Regions from separate parts of the Homo sapiens genome. Here all the other regions are linked to region 1. Evidence: read pairs that join two places in POLR2A ChIA-PET (ENCODE). Cell type or tissue: MCF 10A. All regions are shown on one strand. Each heading gives the region's core, and the rest is flanking DNA. Links, peaks and the distances in the headings are about the cores only.

Region 1 (6,532 bases), core at 559-5,558:
ATTCCAGCTGGGCACGTGGCTAACGCCTGTAATCACAACACTTTGGGAGGCTAAGACAGGTGGATCATTTGAGGTCAGGAGTTCAAGACCAGCCTGGCCAACATGGCAAAACCCCCTTTCTACTAAAGATACAAAAATTAGCCAGGTGTGATGGCAGGCACCTGTAATCTCAGCTACTTGGGAGACTAAGGCATGAGGATCACTTGAGCCCAGGAGGCAGAGGTTACAATGAACTGAGATCACGCCACTGCACTCCAGCCTAGGTGATAGAGCGACACCCTGTCTTAAAAGAAAAAAATCTGTATTCCAAAGCCAGGGTACTATGTATTTATAGAAGTCCATAAGACTTGGGTGTATTTTGTAAATTACTTGTTATTTTTCTGGTTTTAAAGTCAATAAACTCCAGTTTAAGAAAGAGGTCTTAGCACATGAATTTGTCTTCCCTCCCTTCAAAGATTTCTTTTAAGCAGTAGTGAAGGAATAAAACAGAGCAGGAGGAGGTCTGCAATGGACAAGGGATTTCAATTAATTTCTGTAAGATCTAATACAGCTAATAGACAAAACATACCAGCCTCAGCCTAGGATGTACAAAGAGGCCTACAGTGAAAATGGGAGTTAAAATTGTCCAACTCCTCAGAGGCTTTGAAATCTCAGTTAGAAGGTTTAATGAAGGCAGGGTGAAAAATGGTATTAGGCGATTAACTGTGTATGAGTACATGTGTATAAGACAATTAACTTCATTTCATCCCTTTAACAAAAATGGCAGAGAGCCAGATGTTCACTTCCAGGCAAAATATCAAAGGGTTCTTTGCTAAACAAGTTTTTTAAAAAAATTGAGAGAGAACAGGACATTTAAATTGGGTTCTGTGCCTCTGAACAAAATAACCATATTTTGGCTTTGAGGCTGGGAATAGGGAAGGCTCCATCCATCTGCTCATCCTAACTTAAATGTACGAGTGAACAAGAACATCCATGGACACCAGGCTCCTAGTCAGCTTTCTTGTTGCATTGTTCTGTGGTGGACAGGTCTAGGCAAATCTACCCACAAAGGCTGAGGAAGCTGTGGGGCTGAAGAAAGAGGCTGACAAATCCAGTTTCTCAGAAAGAAACATTTAATAGTGACTTACAAACAGAAGCCTTATCTTGGGCAGCCATAAGACGAGAGGGTGGATTCCTGCACCATTACCCGCAGAACCAGTACTCACATGCCATAGGGAAAGGGTATACATGCTTCAGAAGGGACAGGTAGGACAACCATAGCACAGTAACGTCAAGGTTGTTTTGACCAGAAATTTATGGTAAGTACCTTCTCTTACACAAGGAACAATAAATAAGCCGGAAATCTTGGAAGCCTTCACAGAACTGGGGTTAATGACAAGATAACATGGTGGATTAACATCCAAGATGGAATTGCTTTAGTCTCCACACCCCTTATTTAAATGAGATTGGGAACAAAATAACAACTCATTGAAAAAGGTGGTGATACCAAAAAAATTCACCCCAGAAAAAACAGAAATAATTTACAGAATAGAAGAGGTATGAGAAAAAAAAAATAGGACATTCTCACAGAAATTTGGGACGACATTACACACATAAAAAACAGTAACCAGCCAGGGGCGGTGGCTCACGTCTGCAATCTCAGCTCTTTGGGAGGCCAAGGTGGGCAGATCGCTTGAGGTCAGGAGTTCGAGACCAGCATGGCCAACATGATGAAACCCGTCTCTCCTAAAAATATAAAAGTTAGCCAGGCGTGGTGGCAGGTGCCTGTAATCCCAGCTACTTGGGAAACTGAGGGAGGAGAATCGCTTGGACCCAGGAGGAAGAGGTTGCAGTGAGCCGAGATCGTGTCACTGCACTCCAGCTTGGGAGACAGAGTGAGACTCCATCTCAAAAACAAAACAAAACAAAACAAAACAAAAGTAATACTAAGATTATATTAAAAATTATCAGAGAATAAGCTGAAACTTTTGAAAATTGAATTTATGATTGTCAAGAGAGAAGTATAATGTAAAAGAGTTGGAAGATAAAGAAAGCCACTCAGAATGAAGAGCTGAAAGACAAAAAAATGGAAAATAGGACAGAAAAAGGAAGAAGAAAAGATCAATTCAGGAGGTCCAATACCCAATTCTGTCAGCTTTGAAATATGTCAACTTAACTAAGCTAAACTTTATTTCCCAGAATTCCTTTCTCTATGTTTCTTGTTAGGGCTGGCCACAAGAAAAATCTACATGGAATTTGGACCATGGAAGTAAAGTAATACTTGCTCTACCAAGGTTGATATGAGTCTGGTGCTGTTGCAGCTCATGCACAATTTCGTGGTTCTGCTCATTCACATTGTGAGCACAAAACACTGCAGGCCCAGGGCTCCAGCTCCCACATTATCTCTTCCTTCAACTTCTCCAACTCCTGAGTTAGGCCTGAGTGTGGATCCACACAATAATACTAGTATCTTCTATGGGGCACACACAGAAGCAAGGTTAGAGACCTAGCAACAAGGAGAAGCCATCACAAGCACCTGTGATAGAAGGAGAAAAGTTCCAGCTTGTTACTCATTTCACAGGTCCCAGGTGTCCTGCTCTCCCCACTTTACTTCTATCTTTTAACTGCTAACACCTGTCCTGTAACTTCAAGTTCAGCACCAGATGCAGAAGAAACAGCCAAATCAAGATCGTTTTACCAGCTCCCACAACGGTATGAGTATAAATCCCTATAAGTCCCTTATTTTACATCATTCTTAGTGGTTCTGCTCCTCTCATTGAACCTTGTCTGCTACAACAGCCAATAAGATTTCCAAAAATGAAGAATAGACAAAATAAAGAATAGACAAAATAAAGAAAAGAAAATTATCAAAGAAATAATTGGACATTTTCCAGTCTTGAGAAGGGTGAATGGTTTGGAGAAAAACGAATCTTCAAACGAAAGAGCCAACATCACGTTAAAATTTTAGAACACCAAGAATAAAGAGATTTTAACCATGCCCCAAGATTTTTTTTTAAAAAAAAAAAGGACTCCAACAAAATAGAATTAAACTGACATCAGATTTCTCATCAGCAAAAATGATTCTAAGCTAGACTGAATTAAGGTCTTCAAAACCCTGAGGATGAGTTATTTTTTTCCTAGAATTCTATATATACCCAGCCAAACCATCTATCCAGTGTGGTTGTGGGTTGAATTGTGTCCCCAAAAAGACAAGTCGAAGTGCTTATCCCTTGTACCTGTGAAAATGGGACCTTATTTAGAAATGGGGTGTTTGCAGAGGTAATCAAGTTAAAATGAGGCCATACTGAAGTGGAGTGGGCCCTAAATCCAATGACTGTTGTCCTAAGAAAGCCATGTAAAGACAGAAGAACACAGAGACACACAAGGAAAACGCCAGGCAGTAACAGAGGCAGAAGCTGGAGTGATGCAACTACAAGCCAAAGAACGCCAAGGACTGCTGGCAACCACCCAAAGCTAGGAGAGAGACATGGAACAGATTCTCCCTCAGATACCAACTTGGCTGACACCTTACTTTTGACCTCACCTTCGGAACTGTGAGACTTATTTTAAGCCATACAATTTATGGTACCTCTTTATGTCAGCCCTATAAAACTGATATAAGTGTGAAGCCAACATAAACTCAACTTGTACGACAGGAGTTCAGAAAGTCTATCCCTTGTGTACATTTTCTGAGATAACTAATTTAAAATATATTGCAAACACAAAGGATGAAATCCAAGAAAGATGATGTGAGATAGGGAAATGATGGAAAAAGAATCTCTGAGTGATAGCTGTGCTCCAGGGCTAGAAAGCAACCAGTCCAAATTACAACAGTAAGTCAATGGGACCTAAAAAAAAAAGATGGTTTTTAAGAAAAAATGAAATAGCTACTAAACAATACATGAAATGGTGAGTGAAAATCTGTAAAATATATAGGCTGTGGTGAAGGGACATAAACTTCATCTCCCAATGGAGAAAAATGACAATCAGATATCCAAGGGAAAATGAGGAATTATAATAAAAATCATGATCCAAATATAAGGCCACAAACTCAAACGTGACAGGAGTAATTCTCAAAGAGTAATCAGAGTAATTACTCAAAGAGTAATCAGAGAAGTTGGAGAAAGGATAGCACATTTGAACTGAAGGGAAAATTCTCCTGTGAGAGGCAGGGGTCATGTCGGAACCAGAGAGAAGAAGTATGGTTGTAGCTCACTGCTCAGCCCTGAGCTGAATAATGTTGACACGGTGATTAATTTAAATGCTCTTTATTGGTTGTTTAGTATTCATAATGAGCACACTGATAAAGCTCAGGCAATTTAATGATGGATAGAGAATGAAAAAGTTGTATCAATCATGAAAATGTAACAATATGGGAAGTTGGGAGGTGAAGGGAAGGGAGAGATGCAGAGAATGCCAGAGGCTTTGAGAGCCTCCTATTACAGGGTGGGGAATGGAGAGATGCCCCTGAAACTAATGGAACAAGAAGCAAAGATTTACATAGATCATGTAAAGTTACAAGCAAAACCAATAATGATATAACTCTCAAAATTGGGGCAGAAAGGAAGGACAGCAGAGAGTAGAACTAGTGAGCAAATTCTCTGAGTAGAGAACACCTAACACTGATAAAGAAATAGTGATATAGGCTGGGTGTGGTGGCCCATGACTGTAATCCCAGAACTTTGGGAGGTCAAAGCGGGAGAATCACTTGAGCCGGGGACTCATTTCCAAGTCATCAGTTCCCTTCTCTAACAGTCTTTCTTCTCTAATAAGTATGTCTGACCTATAGCAGGCCTTCATGCCAACTGTGTACTATCCCATCTCCTGTCACAGCTGTTTGGAGCAGGGGCAGACACCTGACCCACGCAGGACCAACATGGCAACGTGGTGAAACCACATCTCCACATAAAATTTAAAAATTATGGCCGCGTGTGGTGGCTCACGCCTGTAATCCCAGCAGTTTGGGAAGCCAAGGCAGGTGGATCACTTGAGGTCAGGAGTTCAAGACCAGCCTGGCCCACATGGCGAAACACCATCTCTACTAAAAATACAAAAATTAGCTGGGCATGGTGGCAGGTGCCTGTAATCCTAGCTACTCAGGAGGCTGAGGCAGGAGAATCGCTTGAACCTGGGAGGCAGAGGTTGCAGTGAGTCAAGATCGCACCACTGCACTCCAGCCTGAGGTATAGAGCAAGAACCTGTCTCAAAAAACAAACTGACCAGATAGATAGATAGATAGATAGATATATAGATAGATGATAGATAGATACATATAGGTAGATGATAGATGATAGATAGATAGGTAGGTAGATAGATAGATGATAGATAGATAGATAGATAGATAGATAGATAGATAGATAGATAATTAGCCTGGCATGGTGGCACGCACTGTAGTCCCAGCTACTTGGGCGGCTTTAGTGGGAGGATCACTTGAGCCCATGAGGTCAAGGAGGCTGCAGTGAGCCGTCATCCCACCATAGCAATCTAGCCTGGGTGACAGAATGAGCTCCTGTCTAAAAAAAGAGAAAGAAAGAAAAGAAATAGTGATGTAAGCATATTATTCAATAACATGGAGGTAACTATTTTTAGACAACTAAAAATAAAAGAAAATGTATTACTTCTGGTGGGGGAAGGAAAAAGAGAAGTTGCTTTTCCTTCTGGGAACACTTTTCCCTGTGGGTTTCATTTTCTAATTTATATAAAAGTGTTGTTTTTATTAAAAATTAAATAAATGCAATATATGTCCATGGGAAAATTTTTGAAAATAAAAATGCATACAAAGAGGAAAAATAAAATAATTTAAAATCAAACAGAAATAATTACTGTTGACATTTTGAGATATTTTATTTATAAAAAATGTGAGGAAACAAGAAAGAGGAAGGCAAGAGTGTTGCTCATATGGTATAATTACAGGTGTGCTAAGGAGAGACTTTGATATCCAATGCTTCCTCCACTTCTAAGCAAATGCCTGAAAATTTATTCCACAATTGCAAACACATTTTTGAAAAAAAAAAAAGGAAAGAAGTAATATATAAACACAAATTTATACCAAGAAGAAAATAACTGATACTGATCCTCTCCTGAGGCCACATGAATGGGATGAAATTATGATTCTCTGAATGGGGCAGAAAAGACAAAAAGATCTTACATGGAAATGACCAAGACAAATATCATCCAATTTATGCATTTTCTTAAGGCTGAATTTAAAATACTTTAGGGCTGCTAAAATTATAAACTAGTCTTTCTGTGATTGCTGTTCCAGGAGACGAAATCATCTTTGATGTGCCAGGAGATTAAATCTTTTCTGATTTCCATATATGTCTCCTTTTATCATTGCCTAGCTAAACTCTCCTCACCCTCTCAAAACCCACTTTTATTCTATGGTTAATCTGTGAATTTAGGATGCTGGAGAAATGGGTGAATTTCCACAATTATTCAGCACATTGCCAATTTCACAGATTGTAAAACATACATTTGTACATGTTTACACTGCTAAAATAAGATGGCATCTTACAATAGCTGCTGGCAGTTCTCCTGAAGAGGATTTGGTTTT
Region 2 (6,532 bases), core at 942-5,941, 62 kb before region 1:
AAATAAGGCAATAAAAAATATAGAGAGTTCCTTTCAAATGGCAAGTTTTTTTTGAGTTAACAGAACATGTTGCTATAATATATAGAATGAATATTTCTAAACAATGTATGTGGAAACTTTTTGGAGACTGCTTTAAGCAAGTGACTTCCAAGCTTGTGGTACCAGAATCTCAGGAACATGGGAGCATAGTGATAAAGGTCTATAATCTCTTTTAGGTATTTTAAGAGCCCGATTTAAACAACAAGGGCCAGGCCCAGTGGCTTATTCCTGTAATCCCAGCACTTTGGGAGGCTGAGGTGTGGGAGGATTGCTTGAGACCAGGAGTTTGAGACCAGCCTGGGCAACATGGCAAGACCCTGTCTTTATAAAAAATAAAAATTAGCCAGGGTGTGGTGGTACATGCCTGTAGTCCCAGCTACTCAGGAGGCTGAGACAGGAGGATCGCTTGAGCCTGGAAGGTCAAGGCAGTGGTGAGCCATGATGGCACCACTACACTTCAGCCTGGGCAACAGTGAGACCCCATCTCAAAAAAAAAACAAAAACACAACAAAGAAAAAATAAATAACAACATAAATGCATGTGTATGTGTATGTGAAACAGAGAGAGAGAGGAACACCTAAATAAGTTATGTGTCCATATGCCTGACCAGTATAGTGTCATCTACAACCAGTAAAAACCTCTTAGTAATATTATTTATGAAATAATACTTTTTCTAGCTACGACGAAAGGAAAAGGAAAATGGAAAAAGACTATCCAAAGAATACTGAAGAAGAATTTTCAGGAGTAAATGGCCAAATCGATGCTGCTGTAGAATTAAATGGTAAGTGTTTCCACTGAAAACTTTCTTCATGAAAACTATCATAAGAAATCTTGGCTTTGCTTTAACACAACAGAAAGTGGATTTCCAAGTGGGAGTCCTTGGTTTTTATATTTGGTCTTAGGTCCTTTCATAAGTTTATCTAAACAGATTGTCCACTAGAAAGAGTAACTGTAAAAGTTCTGGTATTTTAGTTCTCTCTTTCCTAATGGAAAGTTTTTGTTTGTTTGTTTGTTTGTTTTTGTTTTTGTGTGTGTGTGTTTTGTTTTTTGTTTTTGTTTTTTGTTTTTTGTTTTTTGTTTTTTTTGAGACGGAGTCTCGCTCTGTGGCCAGGCTGGACTGCAGTGGCGCGATCTCTGCTCACTGCAACTTCTGCCTCCCAGATTCGAGCGATTCTCCTACCTCAGCCTCCCAAGTAGCTGGGACTACAGGCGCTGGCCACCAGGCCCAGCTAATGTTTGTATTTTTAGTGGAGATGGAGTTTCACCATGTTGGCCACCTAATGGAAAGTTTTTAAAGTATAGCTTCAATCGATTAGTCAGCTAGATCATAAAGTCTACCGGGGTCAAGATTACCTTTTCTATCTTTAAAATACACATAGTCTTGGTTGGGCACAGTGACACACACCTGTAATTCCAGCACTTTGGGAGGATGAGGTGGTAGGATCACTTCAGCCCAGGAATTCAATACCAGCTTGGGCAATATGGCAAAACTCTGTCTCTACAAAAAAGTTAGCTGAGAATGATGGCACACACCTGTAGTCCCAGCTACTCCGGATGCTGAGATGGGAGGATTACTTGAGCTCAGGAGGTCGAGGCTGCGGTGAACTGTGATTGCACCACTGCACTCTAGCCTGGGCAACAGAGTGATACCCTGTCTCAAAAAAAAAAAAAAATCTGTCTCAAGCTTCTCAGTGCTTTTTCCCACTCCATCATCCAACTCCTGCAATTTAACACATAGCTAGGAAAGTTGAATAGAACTTTGTTGAATACATTTAATTAAATCTTCTGAAGTAGTCAGTTAGCACACTCTTCTTGAAAAAATAGCACAGGGCTGGACACTGTTCAGAAGTGCAAAGACCATTCCAGATGTGGCCACTGCTCTCACAGAATGGTTCACCCAACACAGATGAAATGACTGGAAAACAGACAATCTATAATTTAGTGTTGAGTCATGTGGTAGACTGCACAATAATTGCAAGAGCTGATCTGAGAATTAAAATATCAGAATCGGCAGCAGTCATTGGAAATTTTATAGTAGGACTTCAGATGGGTTTTGAAGATTGGCCGGAGGCTTAACTAGGGAAAGAAAAGGGGAGTGGCTTCCTGGAGGAGAGCAGCCTGAGCAGAAGCACAGTACATAACTGAGCATGGCACATTGGATGACCCCAACAAGAAGGCCTTACCCCGGCTGGAACAAGGAGAAAGCTCAGAAATGACTGAGAAGTTCAGGAGTCAGGTTCTAGGGCATGAAGACAGAAGACAAGCTAACTGCCACCTGACAAATTCACAATTCCTCTTTGGTGACACTTTAAGAAAGTGACAGTGACAAATTCTTCCATTTATATATGTGCTGGACATCTTCAGTAACCCAATTTCAACTTTGTCTCTTTTAGGCTACATTTACTTCTTTTCAGGACCAAAAACATACAAGTATGACACAGAGAAGGAAGATGTGGTTAGTGTGGTGAAATCTAGTTCCTGGATTGGTTGCTAAATAGAAAAGCCTAGTCTTCTCAAGCAATGAGGATGACTACAAGCAGCCTCTAACTGGATCTTAAGGACTAAAGCAGAATGTAGGAGAGGGATTCTTCCAAAGGCCTTCAAATCAAATTAGAATTCACTGAGAATAATAATACTTCCAATTTTTTTCATAGTTGTATAATCAGAATTTCAATCCACATTAGAAAAGTTTTTATATGGGCAACTTTATGCGAAATCCAAATCAACACAATGCACTCTGCAGTTAGACACCATTATTTTTTCTTACCTAATATACTGAAGCAGATTGATCCGTTTGATTTTTATTTCCAGGAGGAAGACTAGTGGTGGATTCCATGACATATATTGTAATTCTTTTCATAGGAAATGTCATTACAGTATGAATTATAATTATTTACAAGCAATGGCTTTTGTGGCCATCATTTGGCCATCATTTGTTATAATAAATATAAATTTCCCAATTTTTACTTAAAAGACATCACAACAAAATACTGCATAAGAGTGGTTTCTTGTGTGTTTAACTTTGTGTCTACTCACTGGTATCTGATGTAGGCTTAGGTGGATAAACCTATTCAAACAAATTTTCATAGTAGGCAAGAGATGGGCACTTTGCAACAGAAAAATTTTTTAACAATAGCTAATAAAATGTTTTAATAGAACAGTTCCTCATTTCTTTTTTCTGTTAATATTTACTAGCTTCTATAATACTTTAATTGGCTACCCACACATCCTGTGTACCTATAGAAAAATTAAACCGTAAGATAACATCATAAGTACACAGACCCGGAAAGAAATAACAGTAACTCATTCTACTTCCTGCTTCCTGAAAACAGCCTCAGTGAAACTATCTTTTACCCAGCTAAGTGAGTGTCTTTTGAATAGTCTTCCATTCAGGGGAGTTCATCTTTTTGTTTTAGTTTTTCTTACGTCAAGCTAAACCTTTTTCCCCTACCTAGTCATCAGAATAGATAAAACTATGGCTCTGTCATTCTTATAATTTTGCTTTAATCTTACTCTCTAGAATGTAAAGATTCTAAAATATTTTAGTGATTCTAAAATTGAATGATAAGATACTTGTAATACTTCATAGACCTCCTGATACATCTACAGTGTTTAACAGATGCTACTATTGTTACCATCATTTATTAAATTTGTTTCATATAGTCACTTAAAAGACCTAATATTAAGAAAGGATGGGGTAGTTACTCAAGATTATTCTACACTTTCCATTTGGTTTCTGTTACTGAAAGTGGCCACTTATAGTCCACCAGATGTTGAATATTTGTTGAAGACAAGGTCTGGCATCCTTGCCTTCTAATGTCAAGGTGCTTCTATAGAGGAGAAAAGTCACTTTTGCAAAAACTGCTAAGAAGGACTTCTTACTATCAATAAGCAAGGAGAAAAACAGGCTGGCAATTTCTTAAAATATTTAACGTAGACTTACCCTATGACACAGCAATTTCACTCCTAAGTATATACCTATGAGAAATTAAAACATGTCTACACAAAAAACTTGCACATAAATGTTCATAGCATCGTTATTTATAATAGCCAAAGAGTGGAAAAATGTCCATTGAGTAATGAATGAATACGTAAAATGTGGCAAATTCAGACAACAGAATGTTATTCGACAATAAGCAGAAATGAAGTCCTAACACATGCTGTAACATGGATGAAGCTTGAAAACATCATGCTAAATGAAAGAAGCCAGACAGAAAAGGTCACATATTGTATGATTCTATTTATATGAAATGTTCACAATAAAAAAATCTATGGAGACATAAAGCGGACCAGTGCTTGTCAGTAGTTGGGGGAGGGGGTTATAAGGAGTGACTACTAATGGGTATGGGGTTCTTTTTTTTGGGATAATGAAAATGTTCTAAAACTGATGATGGTGATGGTTGCACAACTCTGTGAATATATTAAAAGCCATTAAATTGTACACTTTACATGAGTGAATTATATGTTATGTTAACTATATCTTGATAAAGCTGTTACATTAAAAAAAAGAAGGAGATCAAAGTAGTGTGATGATCCATGGAGGTCATGCATTCTGGCAACTGTGTCAGGGACCACATGACAATGAAGCACCAGCCTGAGGACATCCAGTGCTGCACGCAACCAGCCAGATGTCCTCCTCATGTCCAGCACTAGCCCAGAATCGTGCATACAGAAGACACTTCACTAGTCAATGAATTCACTGAAAGCAATAAAGCATATGCTCTCAGGTCTGACTGATGGATTCAAACTCCAGATCTTCTATTTTCAACTGTGTGATGTTGACCAAATTCCCTCATCCTCATTCTCTGTCTCAGTGTCTTCCTTTATAAAATTGGAATAATGGCAGTTTTTATCTCCTAAGGATATTTAGAGCCTTAAATATATGAGTCAAAATATGCAAAGTAGTCCCTGGCACTCTACAGGGGCTCTATAATTGTTGTTTTTGAAGCCATTAGAGTTCATTTTGTTTGGTGATATTTTGGAGAATTTGTATATGTCCCTTGAGATAGCTAAACATCTGATGAGCTATAATATCACAAGAATTGATAATCAATGACCTGAAATTTTTCTCTTCCAAATGTCAAATTAAATCAAATAATTAAAAATACTATGTTTATCCCCCATCTCCAAAAAATAATTCTTATAAATCATTATTTTTTGTTGAGTTAAAGAATTCTTGGCTTTTAGGCCAGGCATAGGGGCTTACACCTGTAGTCCTAACACTTTGGGAGGCCAAGGTGGATGGATCACTTGAGCTCAGGAGTTTGAGACCAGCCTGGGAAAGATGGTGAGACCCTGTCTCTACTAAAAATACAAAAAATTAGCTAGGCATGGTGGCGCATGCCTGTGGTCCCAGCTACTTGGAAGGCTGAGGTGGGAGGACCACTTGAGCCCAGGGGTCAGAGGTTGCAGTGAGCTGAGATTGTGCCACTGCACCAGCCTGGGTGACAGAGCAAGACCCTGTCTTAAGAAGAAAGCTCTTTGCTCTCAGATATAAAATTAGTATGTATTTTGGAAAAATACAGTCTCTCTAAAGCACAAGAAGGTGTGATTGTGTCATAACACAGAGCACTTATCCTCATATGATACAAGAACGTTGTGCAGAAATAATTTATAACATAAACTACTCATTTGACTTCAGAGTAACTGAGTGCAAACATGACTTATTAAATAACAGTTTTGGACAAAGTGTGGTTGAAGTACTCCCTTGAGGATCACGAGGTAGCAAAACAGAGTTCACTTCCTGATGAATTCTATGCATTATCCTATTAATCTCAGTGATGACTCTTTGTGGGCTGAACCTTTGAAAGCACTACACAGGCTACTAAGGATGAATGGATTCACCTCCTTGGGGAGCTTTCCTAACAGCTCCATATTAAATTTTCTCTGGTATAAACCAAGCCCTCTTCCATTTAGCCTAGTCCTAAATGAAAGACCTAAGTTTGCCTTTGGGTCTTCTGTTTCTTTTCAAATGTTTATTGCAAAACACCTTAGATGTCCATTTCACAAAGCAAATGGCAAAAAAACTATGCAGTTTTTCATTCAGAATTCTGTGTATAATATTTTTAAATGCTCACAGGGTCTTCAGGGTGCTTTTATTTATATATTATCCAGATGTTTTTCTTTATTCCTGTTAGTTATTTTTCTTCTACAGACAATGATATTGAAGGTTCTTTGTGAATATTCATAGCTAAAATTACCCAATGAAGTGCCATTTGAGAGGAAATGCATACTGCTGGCCAATAGGTTGGTGTTTTAGACTACCATAATGGAGCTTAGAAGAGTCCAAGCCAAAAGATCGTCGGCATTTCTCCCCAGTAGGTCTGGGTAAAAAGTAGAAACAGCATCTTCTGATCATCTGTCATCTGCCAAGTCTCCTGTCTTTGGTCTCATTCCAATCCCTACGTGGCTTGTCAACATGATCAGTTTAAAAGGTATCCTGTTATACTCAAAATGTCATAATTTCAGGTTTGCTCCCAACACCTAGACCCTT
Region 3 (6,532 bases), core at 697-5,696, 50 kb before region 1:
TCTATAAAAATAAGATGAGAGCTTCTTTAAAAGACATTATAATCTAATTTATAAATACTTTCTAGTATTAATACTTTCTGAAAGCTGAAAAACTTTTCCAACTCTTACAATTAAAGGGCAGTATCTTTCCCAATGACAAATACTAATACATATAGACACATTGATATGTAGAGAGCTTGTGGCTTCAGTCTTTCAATTGTGCCATGAGTCAAGAATAAACACAGAAATACAAACACTAACTAGGCTCGATATAAAAAATCTAGTCTTCTTCCCAGTGGGCACAACGTTCTGAATTGATTTGAGTTCACAAATAGATGAACATAAAGAAAAACAAACAAAAACTTACCAGATTCTCTGTTGTTTTTTACCCAACAAAAAAATCTTCTCCATCATGTACGGCGATCACCAAATGGTTACATCATAAAAACCAAATTCCCAATCATTGCAACAACCAATTGAGAATAAGTTGTTGACTATAGGCAAACCAGAAACAAGAACTAAACACAAAATTACTAGAGAGAGAGGGATAAAACTAGATAAACAGAGAGTGAGTTAGCAAAGCCAAAGTTCTACTATTACTTGGAATTTACTCTGGCAATCAAGAAAAGATGTGCCGACGTTAAGCAACCATTGGTAAACTTCTCCAGCAACACAGTGTAAGGTGAGAAAACCTTCTTTTCTGTAACCATCCTAGGTTCACAGTTGAGACCTCTTAACAAAAGACAGATTCTCAAGACAAAAATATACAATTTATTTAATATAAGTTTCACATGACACAGAAGCTTTCATTAAAAAAATGAAGACCAGAAAAAAAATGGTAGAATCTGCATATTTTTATATTAAGTTTGATGACAAGTGAACTGTCATGGAGAAATATATTTGGACAAAATGTATGATCTAATAGTAATAAAATGGGGAAAACAGCAAATCTTTGCAATCTCCTGATGAGTTCTTCCTGCCTGCTGCACAGACAAAACTGATTCATGGAGACCATGGCACTGCAGTAAAGAAAGAGTTTAATTGACACGAGGCTGGCCCTGCCATGCAGGAAACAGAATTATAATATTACTCAAATCAATAGCCCCAAAGGCTCAGAGTTTAGGGTTTCTGTGGAGTTTGGTGGGCAGAGGGCTAGGGAATGGGTGCTGTTGATTGGCAGGGGATGAAATCATAAGGGTGTGGAAAACAGTCCTCAAGCCCTGAGTCCACATCTGAGTGGGGCCACAGGTTCAGTTGAGTCATGAGTCCATGTTGGGTCTGTCAGAAAGTGTCTCAAAAAAAAATAATCTTAGGTATTACAATCGTGATGTTATCTACAGGAGCAATTAAGGAAGTCACAAATCTTGTGACCTCTGGCCACATGACTCCTGAGCAGTAAAGGATTATAGAAAGATGCCTACATCTTAGCAGAGTTCAGCCCACCACCCCACATAATCCTATTCTTGGGGCCTTTCATTAGTCTTACAAAGATGGTCTTTGGTCCCTAAACAAGGAGGGGATTTGTTTACTGAGGGATTATTCTCATCCTTGCTTGCAAGTTACATTATAAACAGGTTGGGTGCAGTGGCTCACGCCTGTAATCCCAGCACTTTGGGAGGCCAAGGCAGGCAGATTACCTGAGGTCAGGAGTTCAAGATCAGCCTGGCCAACAAGGTGAAACCCCATCTTTACTAAAAATACAAAATTTGCCAGGTGAGGTGGCGGGCGCCTATAGTCCCAGTTACTTGGGAGGCTGAGGCAGGAGAATGGTGTGAACCTGCGACGCAGAGCTTGCAGTGAGCCGAGATCGCACCACTGCACTCCAGCCTGGGCGACAGAGCGAGACTCCATCTCGAAAAAAAAATAAAAATTAGCCTGGCGTGGTGGCAGGCACCTGTAATCCCAGCTACTCAGGAGGCTGAGGCAGGAGAATTGCTTGAACACGGGAGGTGGAGGTTGCAGTGAACCAAGACCACCATTGCACTCCAGCCTGCGTGACAAGAGTGAAACTCCATCACAAAAAAATAAAAAATAAAAAAAATAAATTTCTCCCAAAGTTAAGTTGGCCTATGCCCAGGAATGACCAAGGACATCTTGGAGGTCAGAAACAAGATGGAGTCAAGTATGTCAGATTTCTCTTATTGTCATAATTTTGCAAAGGCAGTTTCATCTTGTTTGTACAGATTATTCTCAGTGTCATTTTATCTTCAAAGATAAGGACATTCCTTTCCTCCAGGTATTGGGAGGGCACCCGGCCTCTTTCTTCAGGGAAAGATCAGAAAATCCTTCCTAGGTTTCATGGTCTGCTTCAGGAGAGAAAGACTGGGAGGAAAGTGGAGTGAACTTCCTGCTTTTCAAATGTCTTCAGCTTAAAATATTTAATATGCCAAGGTGCTATATTTTGGAGTAATGTGTCCTGAACCCCATCAGAAGTTTACTTTGTCAGGAAAGCCCACTTGGGCTTTTCAGTGGAACCTTCAAAATTGCTAAACTATAATTTTTTACAAAGTAAAATCATGACTCTCAAACACATGTAAAATGAACCTGTGTCAAATAATTTGTTGATTTAATTAATTAATGAGGAAACAGAATTTGGAGAATGAGGAGAATTTGGAGATGTATACATGCAACTAGGAATGCTAAAATGGTTTTGCTAATAAATGCAAAACTGATTGATATCCCATAGGTCAGTAAACATTTTCAAGTTTTATCTCTATAATGTTTTATAAAACATAATAAAGTTTTATCTCTAAATGCAATATGCCTTTGCATTTCTGTGAACAAGAATCAATTGCGGCCGGGCACGGTGGCTCACACCTGTAATCCCAGCACTTTGGGAGGCCGAGGCGGGCAGATCACAAGATCAGGAGATCAAGACTATCCTGGCTAACACGGTGAAACCCCGTCTCTACTAAAAGTACAAACAAAATAGCCTGGCATGGTGGTGGGCGCCTGTAGTCCCAGCTACTCGGGAGGCTGTGGCAGGAGAATGGCGTGAACCCAGGAGTTGGAGCTTGCAGTGAGCCGAGATCGCGCCACTGCACTCCAGCCTCGGCGACAGAGTGAGACTCCGTCTCAAAAAAAATAATAATAATAATAAAAATAAGAATAAAAAAAAGAATGATTTGCATTACTGTGGACAGGAAAAACCTGCATTGTTATCAGTTTTCTACAACTTAGTTTCTATTTCTAGGGAGCTATAAAATAGCCTAGTCATCAGAGAAAGTCATAGGTGAGTCATCAGAGAAAGTCATAGAATCAGATACTCTCTGGAAGAGACTTACTTTCATGTATGTGTCAGGGCGATGAAAAACCAACACAGGTACCTTGTAAGCATTCCACTAGAGTTAGCCATTATTTGAAAGTAAGCTCTAATATTAGTTCCTAATATGCTGGGACTTGGGGTTTCAATTCTTTAATTTCCTTTTGAAGTAACTTCTACAATTAAAAACTATACATTGAAAGTTAAAATTGAACAGAAGAGAGTCCTCTAAGTCAAAGCACTGCTTTCTCTTCCCATTTTGAAAAACACTATTCTTCATAAAACTGGTTACTGGGTGAACCTACTGAGAGAGGGGACATCTGAGAGAAGGGACACTGCTTGGGTCAGGGCTTTTGAGGACAGGTGATATGGCTCAGAAGTTCATCTGAGCACCTAAAGGCAGTGCTTGGCATCTGGTAGTTGCTGTTCCTTCAGGTCTGGGAAAGTGCGGGTGGGTCCAGAGCCTCCAGGCAAGAACTAGAAGATATTCCTCTGTCTGTATTCACCCTGGAACCACCCTTCAAACCCACACCTGATAGGTAATCGGAGATGAGTACTGAGGCAGTACAATGCCAAAATAATGGGCTAAATAAAAAATTTTCATCAAGTACTTTTGGGTACAACCACAGTTTTATCAAAAACATAAGAAACTCTTGGCATTTGAGGTTTTGACAGTTGAGGTTTCAGCTTTTTGCAAGCACAAGATGTCCAAGGACATGAGTTTGCCATTTTGCTAAAGGGCAAATTTGGTGCACTTGCATCATGAGGATGGTATAGATGGGAGAAGTACATGAGCAGTAAATCCCTCTGGCCCGTGGGCATCCACATTATAGCATGGCTTACCCATATCCCTCACCAGTGTCAAGTTTCTGCTGTATTTTTAACTATCTTTCATATGCTCTACACTCTAGGGAACAGAAAAATACAAATACCATATAATTGGACAGGAGGTTGTTATTTAAAAAAAAAAAAAAGAATGCAAAGAAAGAAAGGGAAAAAAGACAAATTCCTTACCATCAAAGAACATTCATTTTCATTGGGAAGGCAAGATGAAATTAATAAAATGGTCAACACCAGAGATAACATAGCCAAGAGCTGAAGTAGTTCTATAAGAGAATTCCAGAAAAGTCAAGGGGCCCATGAGTGATTTTGGAGGAGTGAGGTTTTGAATTTCATCCTGAAGGAAGTACACAATTTGGGCAGATGGAAAAGGAAGAGTGGGCATTGCATAAATAAAAAGGGGAGTTGGAACAGGAAGATAGTACCAGGAAATGGAACTAGTTTAGAATGTGCATGGTGTAGAACAGGAAAAGGATAGCCTTTGGTGTCAGAATTAAAGTAAATAGAAAGTAAAATTTTTTCATAGGCGACAAGAAGAAAATAGCATTGAATAAATTCTACATTGTGCCAGCTTCTTTCATCTTATTATTTAATATAATCTTTTTTAAAAAATCCTTTATGAAGGAAAGATCAGCATCATACCCACTTTACAGATGAGTACACAAAGGAGACCCAAGGAGTTAGGGGTCGTGACCAGCTAAGATTTATATCCCAGTCCCCAATCCCTGTGACTCTCAACTCTTCTGACAACTCTTAGTGCTTTTTTTTTGAGACGGAGGCTCACTCTGTCTCCCAGGCTGGAGTGCAGTGGCGTGATCTCAGCTCACTGCAACCTCTGTCTCCCAGGCAAGCAATTCTCCTGCTCAGCCTCCTGAGTAGCTGGGACTACAGGTATGTGCCACCATGCCCAGCTAACTTTTTTGTATTTTTAATAGAGACGGGGCTTCACCATGTTGGTCAGGCTTGTCTCGAACTCCTGACTTCAAATGATCTGCCCACCTCGGCCTCCCAAAGTGCTGGGATTACAGGCGTGAGCCACTGCGCCTGGCTCTGCTTTTTCTAATTACACCTCATGGAGATGCCCCCAAAGAAGAGGTAAGTATTTGACTACGTTCTGGATGTTAAACTCCTGAGTGGCAGGAACTTATTGCCCAGCATTTAATTGATGCTAAATACTCATTAGATGGGTGAATCAAATTATAAATCAGCGGAGAATCCATTCTTAGAAGATAAATGGTATAAATACACAATAAAGGGGAAATCATCATAATTTTTAAGGGAATTATGAAGAGTTAGGACTCTTATATTGGGCTTACATTGGAAAGATCCTGAAAATCAAGCTGAAAAACTGGAATTTATTCCATAAAAAAAATGTAGGTTACAAAATGCAGTTTTTCACTGGAGCTATAAGATAAAGGTGGTGTTTAAAATAATATTTTAAATTAATTAGTTCTCCTCAAGGTAACTGAAAGGAACAATTACTTACATACCTTGTGTGAATATAGTGGACTTTCATATCTAGAGGAGGAGGAGGAGGACAAGGGAGAAGAATCACAAGGAGCAGGAAGAGGGGGAAAGGAAGGCAAAAAGAAGAATAAGAAGACAAAGAATAAAGTCAGGAAAGAGAAGATGAGCAGCAGGGGCAGTAACAGTAACAGGAGAAAGAGAAAGAGGAGTGGAAGAAAGTAAGAAGGAGGAGAAGAAACAGCAAGTGACAAACCACATCCTTCTCTTAGGAAAACATTGTAAGTTTATTCAACAGACATAAAATTACTCTGAGAAATTGCTTACAAAAGTTTACAAATGCTTTCAAGTTCTGTAGAAATCTCATTACAGACAGGTAGTAAACAGTTTGCAGGCAGGCCTTGGCCCATGGACCACATTTTCGGTAACCCTGGGCCATAGGACACAGCCATTCAAAATAATGTGCCTTCATTTCAAACTTGTCATCATATGAACAATATTATTCAGCAGGTTTCCAAACTGAGGATGCTGTGACTAAAAGTTATCATCTGTAAAGTGTGTTAATATTCTATACACTAGTTTTGTGAAATATTTTAAAATACCACAGAGAAGGAAAAGAAGGAAGGAGGAAAAAATAAAATTGGCGATCCATTTCATAACTGCACCAAAAATTATTTGAATAGGGCTTTTTCATAAAATATCACAACCAAGTGTCAAAATTCCACTGAGGAGGGAATAAAAGAACACTAGGTTAAATTTACCAGGTGAGAATTTAGTGAGGTGCAGCAGTCCCCCTTTATTCACAAGGGTTGCATTTCAAGACTCCCAGTAGGTGCTTGCAGTGGGGGGATAGTACCAAATCCTATATATACTATTTTTTTCCAATATATACATACCTAGGATAAAGTTTAATTTATAAATTAGACACAGTAAGTGATTAACAATAATTAATATTAAAATAGAACAATTATAGCAATTTACTGTAAT

Evidence for each region. ChIA-PET counts read pairs that join two places held together with the same protein. Peaks named below come from ENCODE experiments on the same cell type or tissue, not always from the same donor. Only the 100,000 strongest peaks of a DNase experiment are listed, where the experiment ranks them.
Region 2: POLR2A ChIA-PET joins it to region 1 with 6 read pairs; 4 of 35 experiments call an interaction of 5 or more read pairs at or near these places.
Region 3: POLR2A ChIA-PET joins it to region 1 with 5 read pairs; 4 of 35 experiments call an interaction of 5 or more read pairs at or near these places.

What each region holds. Positions count from the first base shown.
Region 1 is chr11:102,510,939-102,517,470 of GRCh38, reverse strand. No RefSeq gene overlaps it. Among named protein-coding and RNA genes, the nearest start is that of MMP7, 17 kb to the left of the region's middle. RefSeq lists an enhancer at 6,037-6,206. In MCF 10A, for the core only: no CTCF peak of the experiment used is centred there; a DNase peak (open chromatin) is centred at 3,440.
Region 2 is chr11:102,573,327-102,579,858 of GRCh38, reverse strand. It overlaps MMP20 (matrix metallopeptidase 20), which reads left to right. Exons shown (of 10, transcript NM_004771.4): 9 at 717-820; 10 at 2,433-3,027. The coding sequence ends at 2,533. Among named protein-coding and RNA genes, the nearest start is that of MMP7, 46 kb to the right of the region's middle. In MCF 10A, for the core only: no CTCF peak of the experiment used is centred there; a DNase peak (open chromatin) is centred at 5,828.
Region 3 is chr11:102,561,020-102,567,551 of GRCh38, reverse strand. No RefSeq gene overlaps it. Among named protein-coding and RNA genes, the nearest start is that of MMP7, 34 kb to the right of the region's middle. In MCF 10A, for the core only: no CTCF peak of the experiment used is centred there; a DNase peak (open chromatin) is centred at 3,241.